Linked DNA regions of Mus musculus: region 1 is linked to region 2. A link is a contact called in ENCODE Hi-C or POLR2A ChIA-PET data. All regions are on one chromosome and are shown on one strand. Each heading gives the region's core, a stretch centred on a gene start or an enhancer-like site at or near the end of the contact. The rest is flanking DNA. Distances are from core to core; before and after follow the strand shown. Region 1 holds the start of Rpe (ribulose-5-phosphate-3-epimerase). Region 2 holds the start of Pikfyve (phosphoinositide kinase, FYVE type zinc finger containing).

Region 1 (6,620 bases), core at 338-2,837, 1.5 Mb after region 2:
TTCAGACTTCCACTCTAAAGTGGAAGCCTAAAGCCATTTTTAGCTTAAAGTCACTAATGGGTAAACACCCCCAGTCCCTCTACCGCCATATTTGATACCTACCTACTTCTGTTTCTCATCTTCTATCTTTCAAAATAAAGCAAAATGTAGATATGGAAGACAGCAAGCCAAATTGACTTCACTGCCCGGATTATGACCCGGAATGCTGGTATATCCCCAAGTCAGAATATTAAAGACTATTGTCTTCTAACTGTGTCCCCTGCAGAAACCATGGCATCTAAATTACCAGCATGCTTTTAATAAAACTATGAGAGCCCTATCCTTGTTCTTTAGGAATTGCTCTTGTTCTATCCACGTGTATCTTCATGTACCTTTTCATTTTTTCCTGGCCCAGACTCTGGATACGTTTGACATTACGCCACTTATCCATTTCAAGAATTATGGCTGGATAGCAACTCTATCAGACTGGCTATGAAAGACCCACAACGTGAGGACTCCCCCACGTTCTGACTCAGGAGAGGCGACACCCCAAATCACACAAGAAACGGTCTTACTGCAAACTTATTCAAGAGGGCTCTCGGGCCCACGGTCATACACCACGCAGGGGTAGAGGTCTGTGGCACACCGATTAGCTGGGTAAGGAGGTATTTAAAGGAAGAAACCACAACTCAAGGAAGTGGGGAGGGCTTTGTTGGAAAATACCAAAGATACCAGTTAAGAGTCCCAAGGAAGTGCAAAGTCACAAGAGTCACAAGGAATACCTGGTAATTGTTCCAGTTATCTCTCAAGACAGTTTCTAAGAGCCCCTAACAATAGCACATTTGCATAGCAATGGTCAGGGTGACTTTCTTTGAATGAACACTCTTTGAACCCAGGAAGCGGGTGGGTGGAGGAATGTCGCTATCTGTTTTATGATTAGCATCATTAAGTCACAGAGGTCACATTCCCATGCCTGGGCCTAAAGGCCTAGAATTTTGTTTTTACGTTATACTTTCAGCTACTGCAAAAATTCCTACACTGAGTACTCAGCAGTCACCAGTTATCAGCAGCTTGACTAAGGAACATCTCAGAAGAGAGGACTGTAAGAGACAGAGGGTGGGGGAAGTTCAACGGAATGCTGCAATTAATGATTGCATAAGCAACTGTGGCTCCCTGCACAAAACCTACAGACACGTGAGGTGAAGTTATTTAAGTAGGAGAGGAGTTAATTGGGAAGAAGGGGTCAGGAGGAGTGGCTGGGGTAAGAAAGGGTAATGGGGTTGAATATGATCACAATATATGCTATACGTGTATGAAACAGAGAAAAAAATAAAAACAAATTTCCTACATTGTAGGTGGTAGTCTAGCTGATCAACCCGTAGAACTTCTTACATTGTACTCAATAAACTATTTTCCCTTTCAAAAGGAAAAGAAGCCAGAAGATCCTTGGAAATCCAAGACAGAAGGCAGAAGCTCTGCACCTGGCTCCGCCCCTAGCCAGCCAGCTGACGCCCCCCCCCCAGGAGGAGGCGGGACTTCCTCGCCGCAGGGCAGCTGCTTCCGGCAGAGTCCGGAAGAGAGTGCGAGGTGGGAGGGGGCGGAGCCAGTGCGGCGCGCCCAATCGGGACGGAGTCTTGGCTGGCCCGGGCTCTCGTGGGCTCACTCGCTCTAGGGAACCGGCACCATGGCGTCGGGCTGCAAGATCGGCCCGTCCATCCTCAACAGCGACCTGGCCAACCTGGGGGCCGAGTGCCTGCGCATGCTGGACTCGGGGGCCGACTACCTGCACCTGGATGTAATGGACGGGTAACTCCGCGGGGCTCGGGGCGGGCTGGCCGCGCGGGTCGGCGTCGCTGCACCTCAGCGAGCGCCTGTTGGGTGCACGGCGCCCCTGTGCGACGACGGGCTGCCTGGCCAAGCGCGCTGCCGAGGGCACCGAGCCGGCCCTGGCTGACTTTGGGGCCCGGTCCTTTCCCCGCCACCCCGTAACCTGTGGTGATAGGACCCGGGAGCCACCTCCAGTGTTCAGGATCTTCCTCTGGTGAACTCGTAGAGAAACTGAGGCCCAACGGGACAGGCGCGACTTGCTCGATCGAACTCAGATAACTAACTAGTTCTCGACAAAGCCGGCAGACAGCCTCAGCTTGACACCTGGATGGGCTTCCGGAGTTCGACCACTTGCCGACTTGTCTTAGGCAAGCCGCTTCAGCCTTGATTGGGACTCGGGTTCAGTGTGAGGAAAATGGAAGGATTATTGATCATAGAACGCTTCCGCGTCTTGGGGAACTTGAAACGAGCAAGTCCAGTGCCTGGCGTGTAACAGATTCTCTGCAGTTGTTAGTTGTATCGAATAACCCATTCGAATTCTGATTTTCCTGTCTATTTTCTCTTCAGGCACCCTGCTCTTCAGGGAGGTCAGTTTTTTTGTAAGTAATTTTTAAGCACTGTAGTTATAATGCTCAGAATCAGGGTACAAGTTTCCTAAGTTGGTTCTAAAGTGAGGAAACAAACCTAGACCCAAAGGAGGCTGGAGGACTTGCTCAAGATTACAGAAGATTGTGACAGACTTGGAACTTGAATCTTCTTGGCTTTTTGACTAGCATTTCCCACCGAAAGTTTACATAAAATTATAAAAGACCTTGGGAGTGAGATAGAAAAATAAATTTATTTCAAATAAGCAAAATCTGTTTGCCCTCAGTCACATTGGCAAATATGTGTTATTTACATCAGTTTCGTTTCTTGTTGGAGGTTTTGCTGTTCTTTCTGGTTTTTTTGAGACAAGGTCTGTATAAATCTTAACTGGCCTCAAACTCAAAATCTTGCCTCAGCTTCCCAAATGCTGGGATTATGGGCACGGGTCCCCACACTCAGTTACACTAATTCTTTTTAACATCACTGCTGTTTTGTCCATAGCAGTTTTGTTTCTTTTGGCTCTCCGTGGTTAAATCTCATTTTTCTTAACACTTACTTGAAAGCCCTTGACCGGCTGGAATGTGTACCCCAGAGATGGTGTTGATTTCGATGCCTGAGAAAATGTAGGGGTCCTAGCATGGCACAGACTGCAGGTGTAATGAGCCTGCTTGATGCAGAGGGGAGGGGTGGACACCAGTGCTTTCACTTTGCTAATACAAATGTTGCTGTAGACCAGGCTTGCCTCACCTGCTTCTGCCTCCTGAGTGTGCCCAGCTTTTTTAACCTTATTTTTAAACGTGTCTAGTTTTTGAGATTCTATATAATATAACTAAATCATTCCCCCTTCTCTTTCCTCCCACAAACCCTCACACAGACCCTATACCTCCTTGCTCTTTTTCAAAACCATGACCTTTTAAAATATTATTAAATACATATGTAAAAATACAGACACACATATATCCCTAAATACATAAATTTGACCTGCTCAGTCTGTATAATGCCACTTGTGTGTATATTTTCAGAGCTGGCCATTTGGTATTGGATGAGACTGTGTCTCCTGCTCTCAGAATTCCTTAGATATCTGGTCCTTTGTGTAGGGCCAGGGCTCTGTGGGCTGTCCAGGTACTCTTTGAGGTTAATATGTTATCGTGAAGAGTAAGGTATATTGCTATGTCTCTCTCTCCTGGTGTACTGTAAACTTTCCAAGAGCAGGATCTGACTTTCCTTGATAAGAGACATTAAAGCATGTTATCATTGCTTAGTAATAGTAGAAAGCATCTCTGAGAATCACCGATGCCCCCCCCTTCCCCCAGCTGGCCCCCTTCCCCATATCAGACTTAAGTTAGTAAATAAGGCAAAAAAATTATTTTAAATCGTTCTACTTTTAACAATTTTTATGCCTTTAAATCTATACCTACCTTTTTTCTTTCCTTTGAAGTAAAAGCTATTTCCATTCATCTTTTGCAAAAGAGGAAACCAGTTTGGGGAAGTACAGCTCCTTTCCCATCACTCTGGCAGAATAGACAAAGCCTGATGTCTCCAGAAGAGAGCTGTGGGATCCCTTTACAAAGGTGGCCAGCCTCCTCTGCTTACTCTCCACCCCTCCGTTTTCTTCTCTGTTTCAAACTGATCTTATCTAGAAAGTCAGAAACTAGGCTAAGAAACACTAGGTGGCCAGACACAAGTATGGTTAAATATCTGAAGTAAAGAACAGGTTTGTTTTTCTGGAAACACATTTTGAGAAAAGCACAAAACACACCATGGCAGAATGCTAGCTGGAATGTGCTGATCCCAACTATGGGAGCAACGCACACACGGCTACTTCTAAATTAGTCATTGGCATTTCATTTACGTTGGAGAGATTTTATATAAATACTGAATTTCTGACTTTTGCTGGAGATATCAAAGATTTGGAATTCTCTTCTGTATTCTGGTAAGGCCTTGATTGTGTGGAATTGAGCAAGGCAAGCATCTGTAACCAGTTTCTCATTGTGTCCTGGGCCCTACCTTCTCTAGCCTGGCTCACCTGCTCAGTTTTCCTTTTGCCACCAGCCAAAGACTCTCCAGTTCCTGATCCCCGGGAAGATTTTCTGGTTCCTGTCTTGGTGCGTTTTGTACCAACCGTAATCCTCTTACATTTTGTTTGTTGGTTTGTCTGCAGTAGACTGCCTTCCAGTTATTACTAAAGTATAGGGATGCTGATGGGACCTGCTAAGAGAGGAGACGTAGATTCCTCTGTTACAGCAGCTATGGATTATCCCCAGCAAGTCCCTGGTTTCAGGCACGAGGAACCCTTTGTTACACTTTCCTTCTGAGGAGGGTCGTGGGGAATGTCAGAGTGAAATAGTGATGAAGCTGGCATTTCTGGTGAATTCCTTTGCTTTCGAGAAAATTAATTTAGGATTTCCTATTCTGGTAAGAAATCTGAGGCATTTGATAAAAAAATCATGTTCTTTGGTTTTTGGAACCTCAGTACCTCTCATAAAGAGGCTGGAAATCCTTTGATAATTCATGTTGTCCGGTAGTTCCGAAACACCTGATTGCATGCCTAGGTTTTTGCACCTTTTAGTTATGGCTTAGCCACAAGCCTTTAGTTTCTCATGAAAACTTTGGTGCATATTGGGCTCTTAGTGAATTTATTAAACCCAGGTCATTGAGTTTATTACCAAGAGCACAAATTGTTCACTTAACTTGGAGGTCAGTACTTTTACATGTTATTCTTGTGTTTCTCAAGTAAATTTGTATTTATTAGATTCTCAGCTTCTCAGCCCATGATACTTGTCATGATTGTTTTAATAATAAATGGAACCTAAATTTGAGCAAACTAATTTTCAAGACCACACGGTACAAGCACAGTATATGCGACTGAAGACTTAGTGTGAAGTTGCAGAACAGCCTGTTGCTGCCTGCTTACCAGCCCCGTATCTCTGGTGGAGTTAACATCGGTGTGTGATTGAGCCCTGACAGTAATGGCCCTTGGACAGGCAGTGGAATAATCTTTGAACCTCCAGGGATCAGTTGGTTAGAGAACGTAGCCATGGCCCACTCGTTCTGACCCTCTCAGGTCGATCCCGAGAATGTGAGTTGCTGTTCCCTCCCCAGGACTATTGTTCTAGTATCTGTACTGGCAGGTGAATGCTGAGACTGCCCTTTGTAGCCTCATTGCCTGTGTTAACTCCTCCTGCCAGCACTTACTGATTGTATGACACTGGGCTAGAAGAAAACTTAACTCTTTTACTCCCTGCTGCATCTAATCAGTTGTTGACAGGCCCTCTTTTTTTATTTTCCTATTTTTGTCATTTTTATCGATTCTTAGCATTAACACCTGCCTTCCTTCTTGCACTTATCACTCAGTCCATCTTTGTGCTTTATTGTATTTATTACTTCTTAAGAAGCTCATACCCCACTTGATAGTTACAGCGCAGTAAACTCCGAACACCTGCGTGTAACGTTGACCATCCTTAATCCGATGGCGTCTACCCCTGCTGTGGTCAACACCCTGTCCCTTTGACCTAAGCGTGCTTTTTTTTTTTTTTTTTTTTTGCCTTCTCTTCCTTTTCGGCTTTTCTGGTCCTACAGATATCAATGTTTCATAAATCCTGTGATCTTCTAATATTTCAGAATTCTACAGAATACTTAAAGTATTTATTATAATCTTCCTTTTGCTATTTTCTTTCTTCACATTTCCGTGGGCATTATTGTTAAGCTTTTCTCAGTCTACATTTCAGGACCATAGCACTATAGTTTATTTTTTGTTAACGCAGCAGTTGAGTGTGATTCCATGCACTTGTTCTGGGATTTCGTCGTCTTCCATCCCATGGTTCTATTCATCAAGAGCTGGATCGGCCATTTAGTGAGGACTGGGAGGGGTGCAGATTGAATTCCTCTCATCCAAAATTCTTGTGAGCAGAATTGTCTCAGATTTGGGGTTTTATTTGGATTTCAGAATATTTGTGTGCACCTAGTATTTAAGGAGTTTAAAGGTTAAGTGCGTTGGGGTTGAGGTCAGACTGACTTAACTTGAATTCTGTCCCACAGATTATGAACCAGGTGATTGAAGGGTGTTAAGTTACCATGTTTTCAAAGAGGCTGTAAATCATATCTGTTTTTACTAAGTCTGAGGTATGAAGAAAGTTATAACCCCTGGCGTGAACTGAGCTCTCAATACACTATGACTAGCTCCAATAAGTACCGTTACTTTTTTTTTTTAATTTTTTTTTATTATTATA
Region 2 (6,892 bases), core at 409-2,908:
TGGCCAGTGACTGGCGCAGAGAACGAGGACTTGTCCAATTAATGACTCATAAAATGTTAGCTGAGGAGCTGGAGAGATGGCTCAATGTTAAGGGCATATACTGCTTTTGCAGAGGACCCAAGTTTGATTCCTAGCACCCACATTTGGGGGCTCACGACCTCCTATATCTCCAGTTTCAGAGGAATCTGACCCCCTGGCCGTCCCCCTATGCTCCTCTGGCACCCGCTCAGCCCACTATATCTTTTAAAAAGTGTTAGTTGATCGGGTGTTTCTGTACATAGAGTTTCTTCTGTATCTTGCTATCCTCTCTGCTGGATTATCTATTGTGTTCTCTTGGTCTATTTTATAATTTATTGTACGTTTATGGAATATTAGGGTCTGTTGGGCTAATTTAAGAAAAGATTTTTTTTTCTTCTTCTTAGGGAAGATGCTTGTGTATGTTTATGGGCCAAGGAAGGAGTTATTGGGAAAGGTTTGTTTGAAGAGACATTGCAAGCCCCCAGGGATATGTGTGAGGGACGTGGTTGGTGGTGGAGGTGGTTAGGTTAAGGATAGATAGTACCCAAGGTAGCCCGGTGTTTTGATTTGTATAGATGACAGTTAGAGTGGAGAGTGGAGAGAGGCACAGTAGTAATGAAGACCAATGCGGTCAGAGGACGCTGAGGACAAGATCCAAGAGCCAGTTAAGGATGGTGACCAGGAGTTGCAGCGTCCCCTAGCTTCAGGTTTTGATGGTAATTTCCAACGTTGAAACAAATCAAACAAACAAAAAACCAAAGCTGGGTGGGAAATGCCAAAGTTTTAGAAGAAAAGAATTCTCAGAATATCACCAACCTTCAGATTCCTTTCAATGCTCCCCTGCAAAGCCCTACGCTTTCAGTAAGCGGGTTTTAGCTTGTTTTCTACTTTTAACGGCACAGCCCTGTTAGCAGGACAAAAATAACGGGTCATGTTAATACTAAGCTGAGCAAGTCAGGGCTTGATAACTCTTATCTGCAACACAAAACCCGAATTAAAAAAAGCTATATTCAACCTCACTTGAGTCAGATTCTGTGCCAACTGCCTTTCATGCACAGTTCTACCTAATCCTCAAACAAGACCACCAAAAACATTAACAACAAAAACAACAACAGTAAAACAACAGGGAGTAAACGCAGCTATAATTAACCCTCCTTTACCCACCAGAGGTGTGAGGCCTAGAGAAACAAGCGATTTGTTCAAAGACACATAGTTGGTGTTAGCGGAGTCCTGAAAGGATCCTGAAAGCTAATTAACTACCTCTTCACTCTGGACTACACAGGTAGAAGTCGGTCCAAGAGAGCTCTGAGAGCGGTCCTAAATTATATGTGCTCACGTTGTTGAACACATACGGTAACAGCGACTGGCTGGCGTCTAATGCCTGGCGCGCGTGATGCTCACATGCACCGTCCTCCCCGCTTCCTTCAGGATGGCTGAGGCAGCGTTAAGTCCTCTGGGGGGAGGGGGGGGGGGGTCTAGAACGATACTCTCTGGGTTGGATTCTTTCAGCCTGAACATCTGATCGGAAGGTCTAGAGGGCGGAGAAAAGTAGGCGGAGCCGGCCCTTGGAGCCGGTTGATGATTGGTTAGAAGGGGTACTGGGCGGAGCCTTGAGGTGGTAGGCGGAAGCGAGAAGCCGCAGTTACCGCGTAAGCCTCTGGGCTTCTCGGCGCGACCGCCGGCTGCCTGAGAAAGCCGGCGCTGTGCTTGGCCTCGGCTTCCCGGCCGAGAGTGGTGAGGCGGAGGCCGGGGAGGCGGGAGGCCCGCGGGGCCGGGGCGGGAGGCGAAGGTAAGGGAGGCGGCGAGGCATGGGCAGGCAGGGCGCGCAGTGGGAGGAAGGCCAGCGTGGGTCGCGGAGCACCGCCGGAGGGATGGCGAGGGCCCGGGGCTCTGCGGCCGAGACTCGGCCGGCGAGCGGGGAAGACCCGCCGGGAACCGGCTGGCTTCTGAGCGCCCGGCGGCCCTGTGTGGCGAGACCGGCCGCGGGCCTCCTGGGCCATCTCCCGCCGAGGCTTCCTTGACACAATGGAAGTTCTCTTGCCTCTCTGTTTTCCTAATGCTCGAACTTATTTTGGAGGTGGACCATGTCATCCCTTCCTCTGAGCGGGCGAGCTCAAGTCTCAGGGTGCAGCCTACTCTGGAAAAGAAAGTTCTGACCCACAGAAACCATTCCATGCTTGAGTGTGTCCACCAGCTTAAATGCTGGTTTTTGCCATTTGAGGCTTTTATTTTTCCTTTTTAACTTTAACGTAGTCCTGTTTTGAGGAGGAGGCTTTGTTTCCGAGTAAGTCGTTTCCCCTTTCCCAAGAGGTTCCCAAGAAAGGTTGAAAGTGAAATTTGATGGATGCATTTAGGAATTTAGGGTCTTCTGTCCTATGTAGGTTCTTAGGACATTCAGGGGAAGATGGCAATTCTGCATAAAGCAGGTCATTGCTGTGTATCTTAAGTGCGTAATGTGTTAAATGATGAAGGGTTGCTTCTTCAGTTGGTGCATCTTGTGTTGGTAGAGGTAGACGCCCAGCAAACCTCACCGTCTTGTTTTACATTTATTTGAGTCTCTTTCTGCCTCTCCAGGACTCCCACTCTGTCCCATTCCCTCTCCCCCCCCCCCGGGGGGGGGGAGTGAAAGAGAGATAGACAGAGACAGAGACCGACACACGTGCGGGGTGGCGGCGGGGGTTGGGTGGGGGGAAGATAGTCTTAGTTTCTTTCTCTTCGATTCATTAGGTTAAGGCTTGTGACTAAGGTCAGGACTTTTCTGAGAAGCAACACTAATTTCCTGAGTCCTCCCCCTCCCTTTGCCTCTTTCTGGAAAAGTTACGTGGATCACACTGGTTTTCCTTTAATGTTTCTGTTGTGCATGGGTCACAAAATGAACAATATGCCTTTCTTGATGGAAGCTAACATTGCTTGTATTCAGCTGTCCTGCATTAATAGATAAAAGTTTGAGAATTATACTTAAGAAAAAAACACTCTAGAAAATGATTACACTGCTGTTTTGAATTTCACCTACAGTTTTCGTATGAGCTGATAGGTCAAGCTACACTTTAATATCGAATTCATTTTCTGATTTGCTTCACCAAGATACTCATTTCAAATCTGTGTATACCACACTAGTGCAGAGAAACACTGCAGAAGTTGTTGGATAAGTAGGTTAATATTTCTAATTATGTATTCAGAAAGAGCCATCCTTTACAGTATAAACAGTTATTATGCTGCTAAAAATCAGAGTTGTAATTTTTTTGGTTGCTGGTGGCATGTAATTATTAAGATTAGGTCTATGTGGTTGTATTTATGTTTTTAGAGACTGCACTTGATGTGATGTGTGTTTTCATGATAATTTTTTACTTTCACATGTCCAAAGGTTAAAGAAAGTTGTGGATATAGAAGACCTTTAGAAGTAATTCTAAGACTCTGTAGGTGGATTGGTTTTTGTGCTTTCGTTGGTGCTTTTGTGGACGTAGAATAGGTTGTGTTTGGAAGCATGAGGGTTTTCATTGCCATTACATCTTTTTTCTCTGGTGGTCTTTAAAACAAAACAAAACTTTGAGTTTTTACTTGATTAATCGCCATCTTAATCCTTTATGCTATAGCATCGAAGTTGTATGTTAGCTTGACACAAGCTGGAGTTTTCAGACAGGAGAGCCTCAATTGAGGCTTCATAAGATGGACTGTAAGCAAACCTGTAGGGTATCATCTTAACTAGTGATTGATGGGGGAAGGCCCAGCCCCCACGGTGGGTGGTGTCCATCCCTGGGCTGGCTGGTGGTCCTGGGTTCTATAAGAAAGCAGGCTAAACACTTGTTCATGAGGAACAAGCCAGTAAGCAGCACCCCTCCATGGCCTTTGCCTCAGCTCCTGCCTCCAGGTCTTACCCTGCTTGTGTTCCTTTCCTGACCACCTTTGATGATAAACAATGGTGTGGAAGTGTAAACTAAATAAACCCTTTACTCCAGACGTTCCTTTGGTCATGGTGTTTCATCACAGCAGTAGTAACCCTGACTGAGACAATACTTTACCTGATACTAGAGGTCCTCCTTCCCTGTCTTTCTTCTTCCCTTTCCTCTCTTTCCCCTACTCCATCGCCTTCCTCTTTTCTTTTCCTCCCCATCCTTTCCAATAAGCACTTGTTGCCAAAATTCCATCCAAGTCAGTGGTTTCATTTCTGTTTTAATTTACTAATTTGAGAGAATCTTGAGTATTAAGAGACTACAGTTGGCTAGAATTGGAAGTCTGTGAAGAATACAAATTTTTTTTGATAGAAGACTGTCAGAGAATTTTGTTGCAAGAGTTGTATAGTCACAAGTCTATTTATTACTATCTCTGATTCACCCAAAAGAAAACTGTTTTAGTTGCCTCAATTGTTAATTATAGTAATAATACTTACTTATGTGACTTCTAGGAGTGTTGTGAATATAAAATGAACCTATACATCTGATTTTGAAGGAGAAAACAGTTTTAGGAGAATATAATGCCCTTTTTTCTAAAGTATAGATAGATTACAAACTTTAGCATTTTTTACTAACATAGCAAAGGATATTTCTCTTTAAACTTTCAATCTAAGAGGGGAAGAGCCTCAGTCCCTTCCTATGACTTTATTTCGTGACTAGACTCACTGCTTTGGCCCATTATGCTTTCTTGGTTACTTATAAGCAAAAACACCTTTTAAGAAGGTCATACCTTAATGTCTTTTGAGTTTAGGCTTATAAGGTAGTTGTGGAAATCCCAGGTTCCTGTGCCTACGAGGAGAGAAGAGGAAGCCTGTTGATTCGAGCACTTGTCACAGGCGTTGCCAAAGCCCTTTGCTCAGATTGCATAGACATGTCCTGCCAGCTGACTGGCTTTCTTTTCCTCAGATACATATGTAAAATGAGGCTGAGTAGTTTATGTTATATAAAGTCAGTTTCTGCTCTAACTTTATAAAGCTATTATTATTTTAACAAAAAACCTTGGACACCTATAAGTAATGGGAAATTTTTTGTCTGCTCATATTTACGTCTTACCTGTAGATTTTAAATTAACTTTAATTGTAAAGAGAATAAGAATGGTAATATTTGAAATGAGCTCAGCCACATACATGGTTTTAAGTGTTGAGGCTCTTTCCATTTAGACAGTAGTAATTTTTAAGCCTCAATTTTTGAATATTTGGACATAGGTCTCCTTATTCTTTTGTGTTTTGATAAGAATTGTCACGCAGGGGGGCTGTTTGGTTATTTGCCTGTTCTTGAGATGGTTTCTAAGGAATCTCTTTCCCTCCCTGCCCTTTCTTTCCAGACTCATGAAATGGCCACAGATGACAAGAGTTCCCCGACACTGGACTCTGCTAATGATTTGCCTCGCTCTCCTGCCAGTCCTTCTCACCTCACTCACTTTAAACCCTTGACTCCTGACCAGGATGAGCCCCCCTTCAAGTCAGCATATAGTTCTTTTGTAAACCTTTTTCGTTTTAACAAAGGTAAGATTACATCTTAATAAACCTCATAAAATGCAGTTTGAATTCTCTGCATTCCCTTTAGTGTCTTGCTGTGTGGTTGTGAGAATGTGAAATATTAATAAGGTGGTGACTTCAATCTCAGGTCACCAAGTCTTTCTGTCTAAGAAGGAAAAGATAGCATTTCATTGTAATCCGATTAATTATTTGTGTAAATTGAATTTAAAGTGGTTAGGGAGGTCCTTTTTAATGAGAAAACATTTGTTCTACATATTTTCTATCAATGTGCTTTGACTTAAGCTTACAGAATGAAACTTGTTTTGAGGGAGGCATTGGTAATAAGATTTTAAAGCAATAATATTAAGCAGCAGTATATGGTTTGTATGTTTAGAAACTTACAAGCTGACAGCAAGCATGTTGGGACTTATACTCATTGGATTGAGTTGTAAATGACATGAAATGAACAGATAATTTAAAGGATGAGTTCTTGAATGCAATGTTCATTGTTTTTAAGCAGAATTTAAAATATAGACATATCTTGCTCTTATTTTGCACTTTTGTTTTTGTTTTTGTTTGAGACCAGGGTCCATTTTTTGGCCTTGGCTAACCTGAAACACTGTAATTTTGGCCATGAGGCCATTTTCCTGTGTTAGTCTTTTGAGAGCTTCGGTTGCAGGTATGAGTTACCATGTCTGATTTATTTGTCTTTATTGTTTGAAATGTGTTAGAAGATAGAACCTGATTTTAGGAATTTGATAGCTTCACTCAGTAGAATTTTTTTTTTTTTTTTTTAAAGATAGGCTCTTACTCTATAACCCTGTAAGTCAGGCTGGCCTGTCACTATCCCTGCCGGGATTCAAGGGATGTGCCACCACACCTGGCCTTTAGTAAAAATTTTAATAGTACTAGCTCAGTTTTCCTAACAGTTTTGTTATCGAGGATAACATTTTACATTTAGTTGTTGTAAGTTATGCATTTAGGAAGGGTTAAAAAGCACCTAGTATGCTGGACACTGTCTCAGTAATATAAAGAGATCTCTCCCATACACTGGTCAAAAAGGTCAAGGTCTTATGTGAGGCTTGTGTTGCTTCCTTTAGTATGTTCACAAACTTACAAATGAAAAGCAAAACACACAGTTCATGTACACAAAATGTGTGACTGTTGGAACGGAATTTCATTCTGGATTTTTTTTTTTTTTTTTTTTTTTTTTTTGGTTTTTCGGGACAGGGTTTCTCTGTATAGTCCTGGCTGTCCTGGAACTCACTCTGTAGACCAGGCTGGCCTCGAACTCAGAAATCCACCTGCCTCTGTCTCCCAAGTGCTGGGATTAAAGGCGTGCACCACCACCGCCCAGCTTTTCATTCTGGTTTTTTACTTTTTCTTTAAAATATTTAAAAATTTAAAAAATTAATTTTATTTTCAGTTATGTGTGTGCATGTGTTT

The links. A loop is a pair of places that touch in the nucleus more often than their neighbours do. ChIA-PET counts read pairs that join two places held with the same protein, here RNA polymerase II (POLR2A).
Region 1: a loop to region 2 is called in a map of v-Abl transformed pro-B cells, with 2.6 times the contacts of the local background. The contact joins the promoter of Rpe here to the promoter of Pikfyve in region 2. A Hi-C loop is called at or near these places in 2 of 37 maps with a recorded cell type or tissue (T-helper 17 cell and v-Abl transformed pro-B cells). POLR2A ChIA-PET finds 5 or more read pairs at or near these places in 1 of 5 experiments (embryonic stem cell).

Annotation. Positions count from the first base shown.
Region 1 is chr1:66,699,244-66,705,863 of GRCm38, forward strand. Rpe (ribulose-5-phosphate-3-epimerase) reads left to right here and starts at 1,588. Exons shown (of 6, transcript NM_025683.3): 1 at 1,588-1,785. The coding sequence starts at 1,664.
Region 2 is chr1:65,185,027-65,191,918 of GRCm38, forward strand. Pikfyve (phosphoinositide kinase, FYVE type zinc finger containing) reads left to right here and starts at 1,659. Exons shown (of 42, transcript NM_001310624.1): 1 at 1,659-1,807; 2 at 5,293-5,473. The coding sequence starts at 5,302. It also overlaps a transcript of Idh1 not described here.